Linked DNA regions of Homo sapiens: region 1 is linked to region 2. A link is a loop called in an ENCODE intact Hi-C map of the cell type or tissue named here. Cell type or tissue: OCI-LY7. All regions are shown on one strand.

Region 1 (8,000 bases), 390 kb before region 2:
CGAGACTGGGTGATTTATAAACAAAGGAGGTTTAATTGACTCAGTTCCATATGACTGGGGAGGCCTCAGGAAACTTACAATCATGGTGGAAGGGGAAGCATGCACCTTCTTCACAAAGCAGCAGGTGCGAGTGTGAGCCCAGGGGGAAGAGCCTCTTATAAAACCATCAGATCTCATAAGAACTCAGTAACTATCAGGAGAACAGCAAGAGGAAACCGCCTCCATGATCTAGTCATCTCCCTTCCTCAACACATGGGGATAACAATTCGAGATGAGATTTGGGTGGGGACACAGAGCCAAACTATATCATGGTATTTACACTACAGAGGACAGAAAAAAAAGCAGCCAACCAACCAAGACTTAAAGGAGATTTGAGAAGGGGCCACATAAATATGAGAAAGAGAGGGCCAGGAAACGAGTGTGGCTTGTGCAAAGGCCCTGAGGCTAACAGGTAGCTGGCAGGCTTCAAACACAAGGGCAGTGGACATTCTGGCTGGAGGAGGGAGGCAGGGGCAGAGAGACATGAGGTCAGGCAGAGCAGACATTTGCCGTGGGTACAAAATTAAGGGGCAGGCTGGGCGCCATGGCTCACGCTTGTAATCCCAACACTTTGGGAGGCCGAGGTGGGCGGATTACCTGAGGTCAGGGGTTCAAGACCAGCCTGGCCAACATGGCGAAACCCTGTCTCTACTAAAAATACAAAAAATTAGCTGGGCATGGTGGCACATGCCTGTAAACCTAGCTACTAGGAAGGCTGAGGCAGGAGAATTGCTTGAACCCTGGAGGCGGAGGTTGCAGTGAGCCAAGATCATGCCACTGCACTCCAGCATGGGTGACAGAATGAGACTCTGCCTCAAAAAAAGAAAAAAAAAATTAAGGGCAGCAAAAAGCTCAGTAATCAAGATGAATAATATTTTAATGCAATATTTTTAAAGATCATATTTAATACAAAAAAATCATGATTAAACATCAATATTTTAGATAATGATAGGATCAGTGATTCTCCCTTTTGCCTCAGGCTCTGCTATGGCCCAGCACAGTGTCCATCTTGAGAATGGAGAAGCCCCCTTATATTTTGTGCCTGGAGCCAGTGCCTCATTTGCTTCACCCTCCTCCCAGCCCTGAGTGCGAGAGGAGCAGGGGCAGGCAATGCAGGACCACTGCATTTGTGAAACATGACCTGACATGCACCCGACTCCTCCAGCCACTGTCCTCTGTGTGCCCCGTCCTCTCTGCTGCAGTCACGCACATGCCATCGTGGCCCATGGCCACCGTCCTCCTCCTTGACACTCTAGAAGCTGCTCTGTCTGAGCGAGGCGGCAGAGTTTACAACAGGATGTGGTTATTGGCGCTGCACAGATATGTGAGGGGAGCCTAGACGTCCGGTGTGTTCATTCAGCAGGGTGGCTAAGGACCTCCTCTGTGCCAGTCACCAGGCTAGATGACAGGATGTGACAGGGAGCAAGAAGCCTGTGGAGCCTGGGCTGCTAGCCCACTCATAACCCTAGGAGTCTTCACACAAGATCAAGGAGACCTGAAATAAATGGCCAGAAATCAACCCTCAGATGATACAGTCAGCCAGCAGCCTCAGCTTCAGAGGCAAGGTAGCCAACGGCCATGAAGATGTTCTTCAGCCCAGACACATGTGGGTAGGAGCCTGGCCGTATCGCCTAGAAGCTGTGGGATCTTAAACAGTTTACAGAGTCGTTCCAAGGGTCAATTTTCTCATCTGTGGAGTGGAAACAGATTCCCTTCAGAGGCCCCCTGTGAGGAGCAGAGAATGGCTGTGAGGTGTGTGACGTGCTTGATGAGAACCGTCTCTGTCAGCATTATGATGGCAGCACTGAAGTGCTTTCTGTTTCTATCCTGACCTACAATGGTGCCTCTTTCTGTCATGAAGTATAGGTAAGAGTTGGTGAAAGAATGGCAGGCTCCTCCAGCAGCTCCCAGTTCCTGCAGGGAGGCAGCCGGCAGCACATTTAAGGAAGCCCTGCCGGTCAGACACTTGGAGAAGGAACGAGATGTTGCCAGCACCACTCACCAGGTTTGCAAATAAACTGTCACATCTCAGCTCTCACCAGTGCGTGGCTGTGACAGACAGGTTCATGTGTGTGCAACACCCTCTTCCCTGCCACCCCCAACTTTAACACTTTCTGTTGAAAAATCCCAGGCTGCACAGAAAAGCAGCTTTCAAGTAGATGGAGGAATTTGTGAGTATCAGGTCTTCCCAGCAGGGGAGTGAGGACAGCCGGTGCCAGTTCCTGCATCCTTAGCCTGATTGTCGGCTGAATTGCAGAATTTGCAGCAAAGTTTCTAAGGATCACCAGCCTGGGTGGTTCAAACTGGCAAGGTCCAGTGCCCATGCATGGAGCCCAAGCTACCTGCCAGTTTGATGACAGGTTGGTAGGGCTCCACCTTGGAATTTTAGGCCAGAGAGAAAAGGTCGGAGCCCCTCTCTGTGGTACCTCTGGGGAAAGCCAGAAACAAGGATGCAAAGAATAGTCCAGAGTTTTGAGCTGGAAGGTATCTCAAAAAACAGGTAGTCCAGTCATTTTCAAATGTCCACTTTTACAGGGAAAACCTTGCTTATCTCAAATATAATCATATTATAAACTTAATATGTATTTTTAAAAAGAAGAAAAAAACATGCTCTTCTGTGTTGCTCAACAGGGATGCTATTGAAAATTCCAGAAAGAATTTATTTTGTGGAACAGTCCTGTTGCACAAAATATTTCGTATTCCTGGGCCCCATCCCCAACATTGGTGGTCCCCCCTCCGCCACCTCAAGTGACTGAAACTAAAAAGCCCCACACATTTCTCAATGCCCTCTGTGGTTACCGCTCCCACTGGGAACTCATCTAATTAAGTGGGGTTGCAAGGGAGAGGGCAGCCACTGAGCCTGAGATGGTACCCTTCAACCTGGCCTCTGCAGAGCATCCTCTGAAAACCACCATGGGGTTGCCTGACAACACCCGAGGCAGAACATTCTCACTGTATTGCCTGAAATAAGCCCTTTAGCCTCTGGGGGCCTCAATTTTCTCCTCTGCAAAACAGCAATGATAATCCTTTCCTGTTCCATAGCACCTTTGTGGGGACCAAATGAGGCCTTGCGCACAGCATACTTTGTAAACTCCCGAGCCCTTGCTGATGTACAGCATCCTTCATCGTATTACTCTCCTGTGTATATAAAGACACTGTTATCCAAGTCTTTTGAAAAGACTTACCATGGAAACCAAATAATAAAAGCAAAAAGCTCAGTCATAAGGCTTTCACTGAAACCTGCTTCTATTCGCATCCGTTGCACACACAGCCCCTGGAGACAATGGCTGTGCTCCACTCCCACTGAGACACCTACTTCGGCTTTTGTTAGCTGCCAAGACAATCAACCAACCTCGGCCTGTAGCAGAGTCTCAGCCGGCACGACTGGGAGGCCCACAACTTAGAGAAAACTGCTTAGTGGGCCTCAGTCCTTTCCCTGTTACCCAAATGGTGCTTTTGACTTGAAAATGTATCAGGAAAAAAGTTATGAACAGACACTTCACCCAACTTCACACCTGTACCAGGTCTAGATGTCACCATTTTGACAATGTCTGTAGTATTTTCAGTGTTTTGACAGGTTGGAACCTAATTCATTAACAAAAGTTGAGATTTTCATTGAAAGGAGAATCAAGATGACATCACATCATTGAGGTCTCTCTTTCCCCTGGATTACTTGAAAAGTAGTCCTCAAGTCATAAAAGAAGGCTGTGCAGGTATGTTTTTCAGAATGAATGCAGAAAAAAAAATCCATTCTAACTTCACTGTAAGCCACGGCCAATGTTTTTCCAAGTTCCATATCTTAGTAGGTGAAATAGGTGGGTTTATTTATTTCTTTTCCTCTGTTCCTCATTCCCATGTTTGAGGTATGCATTACCCTGAAATGAGTGTCCTTCTAATATTCCCAGATAAGCCCCAGGAGCCAGGAGGAGTTGCTTTAGTAGGCTTAGGATCAGCTTTGCAGGATAAAATCTCACAATATCTCCACTTACTCCCACCCTTGGCCATTGTTTTATCTAGTTTGGCTAAATACAACTTATGGTTCAAAGAGAAAATGCATGGCATGGTTTTGCTGACTTCCTCAAAATATCCAAGGGATTCCACATGGGTAAATGTAATATAAATAAGAAGTACATGATTCCATTTCTCTGTAAACATGCCTGGGCTAAAGATAAATGGAAAGGGTGCCTGGCTTAAAACCCTCTACTTTCTCCACCTCAGAAAAAAGTAGCATGAACAAATAAAGCAGATCCAAAACACCAGCTCAGGATCACCAAACACAAAGGAGGAAAATAGTGAAATGGCAAAGGAAAACGTAAGTGAAACTTTCCATCTTCATTCACACTGGGGAGCCCAGAGAAGCTAAATCAGCAACTGAATTTTTAAGGATCACGTGTGGCTTTATTGTCACCACTGGCAGTAGAGGTCTGGCCATCTTACCCACGGCCCCGGAGCAGCTGCACTTTGGCTGTGTTCGTCTTTGCTGGTGTATCCCAGCTTGTTGCCAAGGAAAAATGAAATAGAAGCCCAGGAGCAAAAGGCCAATAATGGCAGCAGAAGAAAGGAAACCTGTTAGAATGTCTCTGCCTCTCCATCACCTTTGCTTCCTTTTTAACACTTACTCTTCTAGACCAGATGCTTGTGCTAATAAAGGCCTATTAAATAAGCAACTCAAAAACAATACAGGAGCAAGTCGTCCCACGATAAACGTTGATTAACCCATAATGGACAGTGCACCTTCAAACGGAGGATCTGGGTGCTAAGCAGCAATACAGCTAGTTGGTAAGCACATGACTCCTCATTGAGTCAAAGCAGCTTTGCCACTTACTTTCTGTGTGACACGGGACAAGTCAGTCTCTCCAATTCTCAGATTTGGCATTCATCTAATGGGATTAATAACTATGACTATCTCATGATTTTTGTGTGTCTTAAGGAAATAATCCAGATATACTCTTAACACTTTGCCTGGTACAAAATTCTTACAAAGGTTAGTCATTGTTACTGTTAGAGATTTGAAAATATGCCATATGAGAGGCAAGTGAAATACCCTCTCTAAACCACTTCACTCCCAACTCTGCATAACTCGCAGCTACACAGTGCTCACCAGTTACAGCGCTTAATTCGAGTTTTAAAATTTCTGTTCCCATTTCTTATGCACCATTAAATCTGAGAGAGTGGGAATTCCTCTGGGTACCTGGCCAGGCCCCTGCCTGCATCTGGACCCACCTGGATATTGCATGGATATAAAGAGCACAGCCTGGAGTTTTCATCTACAAAGAAACAGTCTCACTCCGGCCAGCACTGCCTACACGAAAAGCTGGCCAGTCTCTAAGAGAAATACTTTGTCTCAGAGAGCAAGCATAAGGATTTTCCACAGGCTCCCTATCCAAGAGGAACTTCCTGGTAATGAACCATGCAGTGTGCTCATATTTACACGTTAGGCATGCCTGATGTCCAAATCAAAGGCAGCCTCTGGCATTCAGGGTGACACCAATTAAGGGGGTGGCAGCAGCATCCTAGACCATTGAAAATGCCAAAGGATTATAAATCATTCTACTGTAAAGACACATGCACACATATGTTTATTGCAGCAGTATTTACAATAGCAAAGACTTGGAACCAACCCAAATTCCCATCAATGATAGACTGGATAAAGAAAGTGTGGCACATATACACCATGGAATACTATGCAGCCATAAAAAAGAATGAGTTCATGTCCTTTGCAGGGACATGGATGAAGCTGGAAACCATCATTCTCAGCAAACTAACACAGGAACAGAAAACCAAACACCACATGTTCTTACTTATAAGTGGGAGTTGAATAATGAGAATACATAGACACAGGGAGGGGAACATCACACACGGGGGCCTATTGGGGGGTGAGGGGCAAGGGGAGGGAGAGAATTAGGACAAATACCTAATGCATGCAGGGCTTAAAACCTAGATGACGGGTTGATGGGTGCAACATGTATACCTATGCATATGTATACCTATGCAACAAACCTGCACATTCTGCACATGTATCCCAGAACTTAAACTAAAATAAAAAAATAAAAAATATACACATATGCAAACCGGTACAGGGAAAGAAAGGAAGGAAGGAAGGAAGGAAGGAAGGAAGGAAGGAAGGAAGGAAGGAAGGAAGGAAGGAGAAGGGAAGGGAAGGGAAGGGAAGGGAAAGGAAAGGAAAGGAAAGGAAAGGAAAGGAAAGGAAAGGAAAGGAAAGGAAAGGAAAGGAAAGGAAAGGAAGAAAGAAAAAGAAAGAGAGAAAGAAAGAAAAAGAAAGAAAAGAAAAGAGAAAGAAAGAAAGAGAGAGAAAGAAAGAAAGAGAGAAAGAAAGAAAGAAAGAAAGAAAGAAAGAAAGAAAGAAAGAAAGAAAGAAAGAAAGAAAGAAAGAAAGGAAGAAAGAAAGAAAGAAAGAGAAAGAAAGAAAGAAAATGCCATCCATGGGCTGAGGGAGGTATGCAAGTCTGAAGAGAAGCACTCAGTGATGTAGGGTACCAGGTCAGCGCCCAAGTAGCGCTGACAGAGGCAGGCACAAAACAAGATGCCTTTCCTTCCTCCATCTTCCACAGATGGAATCTCTTTGCTCTAACAGGGTTGTTGTGGGTCTGCCACATTATCCAGCTTTTACATTTACTTTTATTTGTGAGACTGAGTTGGTAGTGTCATTTTCCCACTCAGAATAAGAAAATTTGAAATTCCCACTCACAACCAAAACTTTTTGGCCGGGTATAGAGCAAGAAATCTGTACATCCATCAGCAACTCCATCCAGTCAGTCAGTGCATCAAATCAGGAGAGTAGTTGAAAAAGCCCCAATGAGATGATGAATTAATGCACTTTGCTGCTTCTTCCCCTGAACCAAATTCTGAGATACTCCGGGAGCAAAAAGAAATGTGGTGAACCCCAAAACCCAGTGTTACTGCTGTGAGACTCACCCGAGAACACAGAAGGTGGCTAGGTTGCTATGCAGACAAGGCATCCTAGGCTGGAGGAGGGCAAGGCCATCGATGAGCATAGAGCCATGGAGAGCTGTCAGTCTCTGCCCTTTTCTTTCCCCAACATGAACCTGGGAAGATAAGTATCTGCCCATCGTCTAAATGCAGCAATGCCAGCCCAGCCCAGTGCCTGCTGGAAATGAAGGGACACATTGGAGCAGCCCAAAACAGACTTAAGAAGGTCTCTGAGGAGCAAAGTCACCCTGTTACGGAAAAGGTACAAACAGAGAAAGGATCCCTAATACAGTTCCAAGGCAATATGATTCAGGAGGAAAAATGAGTCATTAAATAAGAACAACAGCTCATTTAACAATGTATGCCAGAGGGAGCAGATATCATGGACACAGAAAAAGAACCTAAAAGAAAAGAAGCCCCTATAGGCCTTTGGAGGCTGAGGCAGGAGGATTGCTTGAGGCTAGGAGTTTGAGACCAGCCTGGGCAACATAGGGAGACTCCATCTCTATAAAAAATAAAGAATATAACAGGAATTGTACAAATGTAAATGAGTTGAACTCACCAATCAGATTAGATTTTTTTTAGATTTTTTTTATTTATATAGCATTATGCATTTGCAGGGCACCCTTTTAATAATCATTAAAAATGTAATAAAGTTAATCAGAAAAATCTGAACCAAAAATAAGCCAACATAATTAATTGTCACACAAAGTTTTGTAAAAAAACATAATAATAACCAGAGGAATATTAAAAATTGGTAAAACACTCAAGAAGAATATGAAGATAAAATGAATGTATATGTACTTAACAACGTGGTCTCAAAACATAAACCAAGTCTGAAGAAAATGCAATAAAACAACTGTGGTTAGATTTTAATAAGCCCCTTTCAGGAACTGATGGAGCAAAGAGACAAATAAAAGTAGAGAAATATAAATAGTTGTTAAGCTCAAGTGTTAGGTATATACAGTTCTGCATGAAAGAAAGAAAACATTCTTTTAAAACAATCATGA
Region 2 (8,000 bases):
AAAAGAGAATTAATAGGATAGTTCTACTTGGCCATAAATTAAATCATGAAGAGAATTTCAATAAATTCCCCCCAAACTTCAAAAGTCTGTCCTTTGAAAAACTAATATGACTTGTGTAATTTTTTTTCCAGAGCAATCATTTATGAGAGTGACAAAAAGAAAGCCGAAAGTAGAAAATTTTTTCCTCCTCTAACTTTCTATTATGGTATTTGATTCACCAGTCATTTTCTTCCCAGGGACCCCTGGAAATGCACTTTTTAGAAACAAGGCAAGAAATAGAAAATCAACTGAAATTGCTCCTGATATAGAGTGGTGACTTTGTCCTAGCTATCTCATAAAATTCTATACGAATTAACTCAACAAGCCTTACAAGAAAATGAAGAAACAAAATCACCCTATATTCCAGTTATCCATTGCTGCACAACAAACCATCCTAACGCTTAGTATCTTAAAACAACAATTTGTTATCTATCCTGGTTCTGTGGTGGACGGGGCAGCTCAGCTGGGTGGTCCCTACTTTGATCCCTCATGTGGTTGCCATCAGATAAGACTGAATGTCCGGGATGGTTTCTTCACCCACACATCTGATACCTCAGCTGGAATAGCTGGAAGAAACAGGGGCTGGCTGGGCCTCTCTCCACACAGTGCCCGGCCTAAAGCAGGCTAACTCTTACAAAGTTGCAAAATCACAGCGAAGATATTGAAGTAGCAGGTTAGTTAATGGTACAAGCAATTTCACTTCATCGCAATGAACTTCTTTCCCATAATATTTAATGTATCCCAGATTCATTTCTAAGCTTAATTACTATACTAATTCTTAGAAACACTTTAAAGCTAGTAAATAATACGTCTTGGAAAGATCTAAGTGAGTAAATAATACATCTAGAAAGATTCAGAACAATTTAAACTATTCTACCAATCTGCATAAACTAGCCACTAGTTCATGCTAGTGGGTCACAAAAGGGTAAAAACAATGAGCCCCTTCTCCCAAGTGGCAGGATGGCAGAACACGAATGTCATAGCACAAGTGAGGTTTACAGGCTCTGTGGCTACTTTGCTTGTGCAGTAAGATGTATCATATTCTGCTGTTTGTTTTATGCCATTTTCCATCATACTTAGTCTATGCACTTGATAGGCAATCAAATGTAATTGATTCTATTAATTGCTTTTCAGTCACTAGAATTGCCCATATATGTAACTTCATTTCCCAATGAATATGTCTATAAATCTGTATATTTTATGTCCAAAGTAATCCTTTTCCCTAAAATCAACTCTGAATTAACTTTCAATGCCTCTGTGTAAAAATGCATGTAAGACTTTTTCCAATAAAATCAGGAGGCAGCATAAACATGCCCAATATGGTAATGAGAATAATAATACCACTAACTGCCATCGTTGCATACTAAACCATTTACATTCTTATCTCATTTAATTTTCTCATTGACATCAGAATTATCCAACAAGATCAGTCCGATGTCACAGCAGATGTATGAAACCCTGTAGCAAGGAGTCCAGGAATGGTCAATATTTGAAAATCCAACTAGCCAGGTCAGCAATGGCCCCAGTCTTCTGAGGTTTGCTCTTTGTGAAATAAGCCTGCAGAATAAACCCAGTTGTCCAGCAGTTTCAGCTACCTACTTCAATTTACTTGTGGCTCCACTAGCAAAAGTATTAACGGATTATGAACATCTTTCCAAAGGCGGTGTACTAGCTGAAGTCACAAAAAGAAGGAGAAAATGAGGCTGGATGGGCTCACTGGGGACGTAACTCATCATGAGGCTTCCTGATTTGGGTGATGGATGATGTGTGTGGTACTACACTGGATGTGGTATTTCCCATCTTTTTTCCTAGGTGGATTAAGAGCTTTTTTGTCTCTGCATCTTCCAAGTTGAGACTTTTTTTCTTTCTTTCTGGAACACACATATATATACATATCTCCAGCTGGTCTATCTTAAAAACCAGATCGAACTACAGTATCAAACACAGCCTAAAACAACATTTTAAGAGGCTGAGGCAAGTGGATTGCTTGAGCCCAGGAGTTAGAGACCAGCTGGGCAACATGGGGAAACCCCATCTCCACGAAACATACCAAAAAAAGTTAGCTGGGTATGGTGGCGTGCACTTGCAGTCGTAACTACTTGGGAGGCTGAGGTGGGAGGATTGCTTGCACCCAGGAGGCGGAGGCTGCAGTGAGTTGTGATCATATCACTGCACTCGGGCCTGGGTGACAGAGCAAGATCCTGTCTCGAAAAAAAAAAAAAAGCAATAGATGAACATGCATGCATGTTTATATAATATATAGATAGATGATATTAGTGTAAATGTATAACATTGTGTGAAAAATGTAGCTTTAGTCCCCTTGGAATACACAGATGAGTATGACTTGCTCCCTGCTTCAAGGGGCTGCTGATCCAGCAGGGATCACAGATGTGGAGCAGGTAATAGAACAAGATATGTAATGCAACAGGTGCCTGGGCTGTGGGGGCCCAGAGAGGTTGCACCCAGATGGATGAGTCTCCTAGAGCCCATTACCTCCTTCACAAGGTCTTTAGTGCCCAAAACCGAAGGACAAAGTAAGGGGGAGGGGCACGGAGAGGCCCGCAGCAGCAGAACTTACGGGAGATGGGACGGAAGAGGAAGTGGTTGCGTGCCCTTCAAATTAGATTGTCTAGATACTTGTCTTTCCCCTCTACGTAAGATGACTCATTCTTAGTATATTCATGTTTAAAGTTGCTTTGGATTTTAAGTGCATGGAAGACCAGGATCATGTCACACTAATGTGTATGGCACAGCATATGACATAGAACTATGCTGAAACTGTGCTTAGCACATAATTTTTGGAGATGACAGAGATATGACCAGGCAGAACTGTCCTCAGGTCAATTTCTAAAGTACATCAAAGTACTCTGGTTCCCCCCGCCCATCCTCTTGACTTCTTGTACTCATTCTCTCCTGTCCCTTGGCCTGTCTCTATGTTGCCTTTTAGCTTCTCAGAGCCTCCTTGCTTTGGGTCTCACCCAGGCCTGACACCCTTGCCAAGACCTCTCTATATTAGCCTTTCGTCCCCTCTCCTACCTGCCAAACTTCTCTGTCATCTGTCCACCAGGGGGAGGGCTATATTATTCAACTAACACTAATGTACGAAAACCCACATTGCTAGCTTATTGTACTAACTATCTCAAGAAAATTTAATTTTTAAAAGAGGTGCTTGCAAATTTCAATAAGCAAAGGCTTCGTCTGAGATTATTTTCTTTTTGCATTCCTGGCCCTCTCAAGTTATGCCTTCGGGAAACTGCTTCTCTAAGGGCTAACCCAAGCTGGCCCTTAGATGTATTTGTTATGTTCAAGTGCCCTCTGGAGGCAAAAACAGTCTCCTATTAGATAAAAGACAGGTCTGCCAAACACCCACAAATGATTGGTCCCTGTGCTGTGGGGTCCATTCATTCCTTTCCATCTTTCTTTGTGCAGGTCTAGCACAGCCCTGCCTCCGGGCCTTCAGCTTAGGCACGGAATCTTCTTTGGCCTGGAATAGCCATTCTAAAGACTGTCCCACGATTGGTTCCTTCACATCATCCACTTTAGCTCAGCAGGGCTTTCTCAGGAGTGCACCACATCTAGCCAAGCCAACCTTCCCACTCTGTCATGTCATGCTGTTTCCTTGTCTTCCTGCATGCAGCACTATCTGAAATAATCTTCCATTCATTCAACACATTCCTTGAGTGCCTGATCATATGCCCTGTCTTATGCAGTTGAGATAGATCAAGGTACAAATACAACACGTTCTCTATCCTAGTGGAATTTACAGGCCTTGTGAATTACATGGTTTCCTTTTTCATCATCAGCCTCCCGGCTAGAATGTAAGCTCTGGGAGAGCAGGGACCTCTGTCAGCCTTGTTCACTACTTTATCCCAAGAGCCTAGAACTGTGACTGGTACATCCTTCATGGTCAATCAATATTTGTGGAATGAATAAACAAATGTTTATATTAGCCAGGCACAATGGCTGTAGCAAGAGGATACCTTGATGCCAGGAGTTCAACACCAGCCTGAGCAACATAGCAAGACTCCCATCTCTAAAAAAAATTGATTTTTAAGTTTATATTTTCTATCAGGATACACAACTAACATTTTAAACTTCTTTTGCCGTGACAAAGTTAATTCATTCCATTATCACAACTATAAAAAATGAGGCAAATTATATACATCATTATTATTCAAATGATCAGTAACAACAATAGTTAGCATTTGTTGACCACTTACTAAGTACTAGAGGCTATAAGTGCTTTATATGTATTGTCTCATCTTCACAAATTTTTCTGAGGCAAGTAACACCATTCTCCCTTTTTTTTTTTTTTTTTTTTAAGACGGAGTCTGACTCTTTTGCCCAGGTTGGAGGGCAGTGGCACAATCTCGGCTCACTGCAACCTCGACCTCCTGGGTTCAAGCGATTCTTCTGCCTCAGCCTCCAGAGTAGCTGGTACTATAGGTGTGCGCCACCACACCCGGCTAATTTTTTTTTGTATTTTTAGTAGAGACGGGGGTTTCACCATATTGGCCAGGCTGGTCTCGTACTCCTGACCTCAAGAGATCCACCTGCCTCAGCCTCCCAAAGTGCTGGGATTACAGGTGTGAGCCATTGCATCCGGCCCATTCTTCTCTTTTTAAGATGAGAAATTTGAGGCTTACAGGAGCTTCTTACCATCGCAAAGTCATCAGGTGGGAGAGCCAGCTTTTGGGGACTGGTCAGTCGACCCAGAGTCCATGCTGTCAACCTCCACCACACAGCCACGTTCACATCATGATGTCTGCATCACTCAGCAGCTCCCTCTACCATCTTCTAAAGAAACTCTACACTCTCTTAGCAGGGCCTGTGAGACCCCACGAGATCAGCCCCACCTCCTTTGCTAGTCTCCTTCCTGTTACTTCTCCTCCTACCCTGACCAGAGCCCCTGTAGCTCCCGGACACGGGACATGGTCATGGCTTCCCCACCTCCTTGCAATCTTATGGTGTGTTCCCTCCTTCTGCCCTGCCTAACTCCTCCTCCTGCTTCAAGGCTCAGCTCTTGCCCCCTCCAGACCCTTTCCTGGTGCTCTGGGTGCCCATGCACTGCTGCTCCCAGCTCCTTGTGCCTGGCTCTGTGATTCTTAGTGAATGGAATGAGGTGTGGCTTTTCATCTCCAAATTTCCAGTGCTTAATTGGAACAGAGAGGTTGGCAAAATACTTTGAATGATGGTGCATTTGGGAGTTGGCCATGTTTTACAACTTTAGGCACAGTGACGAAAAGAATACTATTGTAAATAAGAGGGTTAGGGCTGGGCACAGTGGCTCATACCTGTAATCTCAGCACTTTGGGAGGCTGAGATGGGAGGATCATTTGAGGCCAGGAGTTCGAGACCGGCCTGGTCAACAAAATGAGGACCCCCCCCCCTTCTCTACAAACAAACACACCAACAAAATAATTTAAAAATTGGCCAGGTGTGGTGGCACATGCCTATAGTTTCAGCTACTTAGGAGGCTGAGGCAGGAGGATCATTTGAACCTGAGAGCTCGAGGCTGCAGTGAGCTATGATCAAGCCACTGCACTCCAGCCTGGGCAAGAGAGCGAGACCTTGTCTCTAGAAATAAATTAATTAATAAAATAAAATAAGAAGGTTAGAATGTGGCCCATGGAAGTCCTCAAAGGTGCAATCACATGAAGCTGAGAAGCAGCGGCATGGAGCAGGGAGTACTTAGAGCGTCACCTGGCAGAACCTGATCTTTCCTCTTATTCCCACCCCAAGAGACTTTTCTGACTCATCCAGCTGGAAGCAGAGAGGCTAGGATTTTCCCTTCAGGTGTCTGACCCAGAGCCTTCATGCTAAGTCCTAAGGTGGTGTCTCAACTGTGCTGGGCCTTTATTTGTGTGTCCTTTCAATGGTTGTATCTGCCTACGTTTGACCAGAATAATTAATTTAATGAAAGCACTTTAAAAATGTTTATAAACAGCTAAGTATCTAGTGATGGGTGCCATATAAATATTTAGATACAAAGGGTCTAAATTCAGATTATTTTTACTGGGGGAACCATTATTAATGTAATTATAAAATAGTACATTGCAGATATGTACACACGAGAGAGAGAGGGGAGAGAGAGAGAGAGAGAGAAGCTGTGTACACTTGCTACTTCACAACAATGATACAATTCAACAGATTTATGACAATGATCCCTTTAGACAGATACTAAAACTCACCAGGGGCAGAGCCCTGGGCCAGTCAAGGAGAAGTCACAGCTCCTAGGCCTCAGCAGGGAACGCTAAGATACAAGCACTTGCCCTTCCTGGGTGGAGTAGTTCACACCTGTAATCCTAGTACTTTGGGAGGCCAAGGCAGGAGGATCACTTGAGACCAGGAGTTCAAGACCAGCCTGGGTGACATGGCAAAACCCCATCTTTACAGAAAAATATAAAAATTATCTGGGGGTGGCGGTGCACACCTGTAGTACTCAGGAGACTGAGGTGGGAGGATTGCCTGAGCCCAGGAGTTCGAGGCTGCGGTGAGCTGTGATCATGCCACTGCACTCCAGCCTGGGTGACAGAGCAAGGCCCTGTTCGCCCCCACCCCCCAACAACAAAAAAAAATAGTTACTTGCACTTGTGGTTGAAGCCACAGGGGGCATGAGTTCAGCAGGGACTCCTGCCGGCTGCTCCAAGCCACTCTCCCAGCACTCCCTGCTCTACTCTCCTGCAGAACCAAACTGCCTACCGTTCCCCAAACGTGCTCTGCTGGTTCATACCTCTATGCCTTTGCATGTTTCCTCGGACTGGAATGCTCGGTCCATGCAGAGTGGACATGCGTCATGTTTTCTGGCTGCTTAGCAGGGTTTGAAAACCCTGCCTATGTTCTGGGAATTTCCTAACACACGAATGAGTCCTGCCAGATGCCAGAGATCTCACTCGGCCAGGCTTCTTTGCAGAGCAGGGTACAGGCACATGACTGAGCCTCCCTCCATCAGCTTCGTCTACACGAGATACCAACTTAGAGATGAGCAACTCAAGGCAGTGGACGCGGTGTGGAAGTGATGTATCAGGCAATGCTGGTAACGCAGGCACCAGGCTTTGGAGGAGCAATAGTTACCAGGCTGTGGCCCTGGCACAAGAAGGGGCAGCGTCACAAACCATCACATCCAGAGCTCTAAAGGGGCAGTGGCAGTGGCTTCCACTGCAGCCCAGGTCTGCAGTGGGTGTAGGGCCTTGTTTCGGGACGCTCTTCACAGCACTTTACCTCCCCATCCATCAAGCAGAAGAGTCACTCTATATCCTTGTAATCCTTTTAATCAATCCTTTTTGTGCTTTTCTTGATTACAACTAAGAGCCTGGCCTAATTGCAAGTCTTCCAGCCCCTGTGGTAGGTGATACACCAACCTACATTAATCCTCTTAATGAAAGGCCACTTGCTTTGCAAAATCCATGTTGGCGTGGAAGTCTCCTGTGGGCCTCCCCTGAAACCTTCTATTCCATCCCTCATCTATGCCCCCCTGGGATGCCCTCGCTACCCACACGCCTCTCGCCGCATGCCCCCCTGGATTATAATTGCTTGTTTCTTCCTCCTCCGCTTGGGCCATGATTTCTTTCAAGCTAGCCGTTGACTCTTTCACTTCTGCATTTCCAGCAGTTAGTTTGGGTTGACACCATCCAACACAGGATAGGTACTAAAGGGAAGTTTGTTACTGATAGGAAGGAATGCTCCAATTTGCTTTCCGAGAACCAGGAATCAGAAACAGGTGCTATGAGGTGACTGCGTCTAACATAGATCTCGGTGAATGGCAGGGATTTCAACAGGCGGAATTGGTGGGGATCATCCTGCATATGACATGTAATCCGCTTTTTGAAAATTACTATATCCCTCAGCATTTTCCTGTATCCTTAATATGCTGTATGGGACATTCTCAGTTGTCCAACAACCCTTTCCTTGCCCTTCTTTTTTTCTGGTTTGGGTGATGATGTCTCCAGGAAGGTGGACCC

Evidence for each region. Peaks named below come from ENCODE experiments on the same cell type or tissue, not always from the same donor. Only the 100,000 strongest peaks of a DNase experiment are listed, where the experiment ranks them.
Region 1: it touches region 2 in a loop (4-fold over the local background); 5 of 110 quality-filtered maps call a loop at or near these places.

The regions. Positions count from the first base shown.
Region 1 is chr13:40,387,500-40,395,499 of GRCh38, forward strand. All of the region lies in intron 6 of LINC00598 (long intergenic non-protein coding RNA 598), which reads right to left. Among named protein-coding and RNA genes, the nearest start is that of LINC00598, 90 kb to the right of the region's middle. RefSeq lists enhancers at 1,047-1,186, 1,627-1,706. In OCI-LY7, a CTCF peak has its summit at 3,022; DNase peaks (open chromatin) are centred at 1,372, 1,802, 2,042, 2,992 and 1 weaker place; H3K4me3 peaks cover 2,633 bases; H3K27ac peaks cover 2,464 bases.
Region 2 is chr13:40,774,280-40,782,279 of GRCh38, forward strand. No RefSeq gene overlaps it. Among named protein-coding and RNA genes, the nearest start is that of MRPS31, 7.1 kb to the left of the region's middle. RefSeq lists an enhancer at 2,968-3,017. In OCI-LY7, CTCF peaks have their summits at 3,250, 3,468, 4,834 and 6,682; DNase peaks (open chromatin) are centred at 2,632, 3,102, 3,362, 7,622 and 1 weaker place; H3K4me3 peaks cover 1,111 bases; H3K27ac peaks cover 2,670 bases.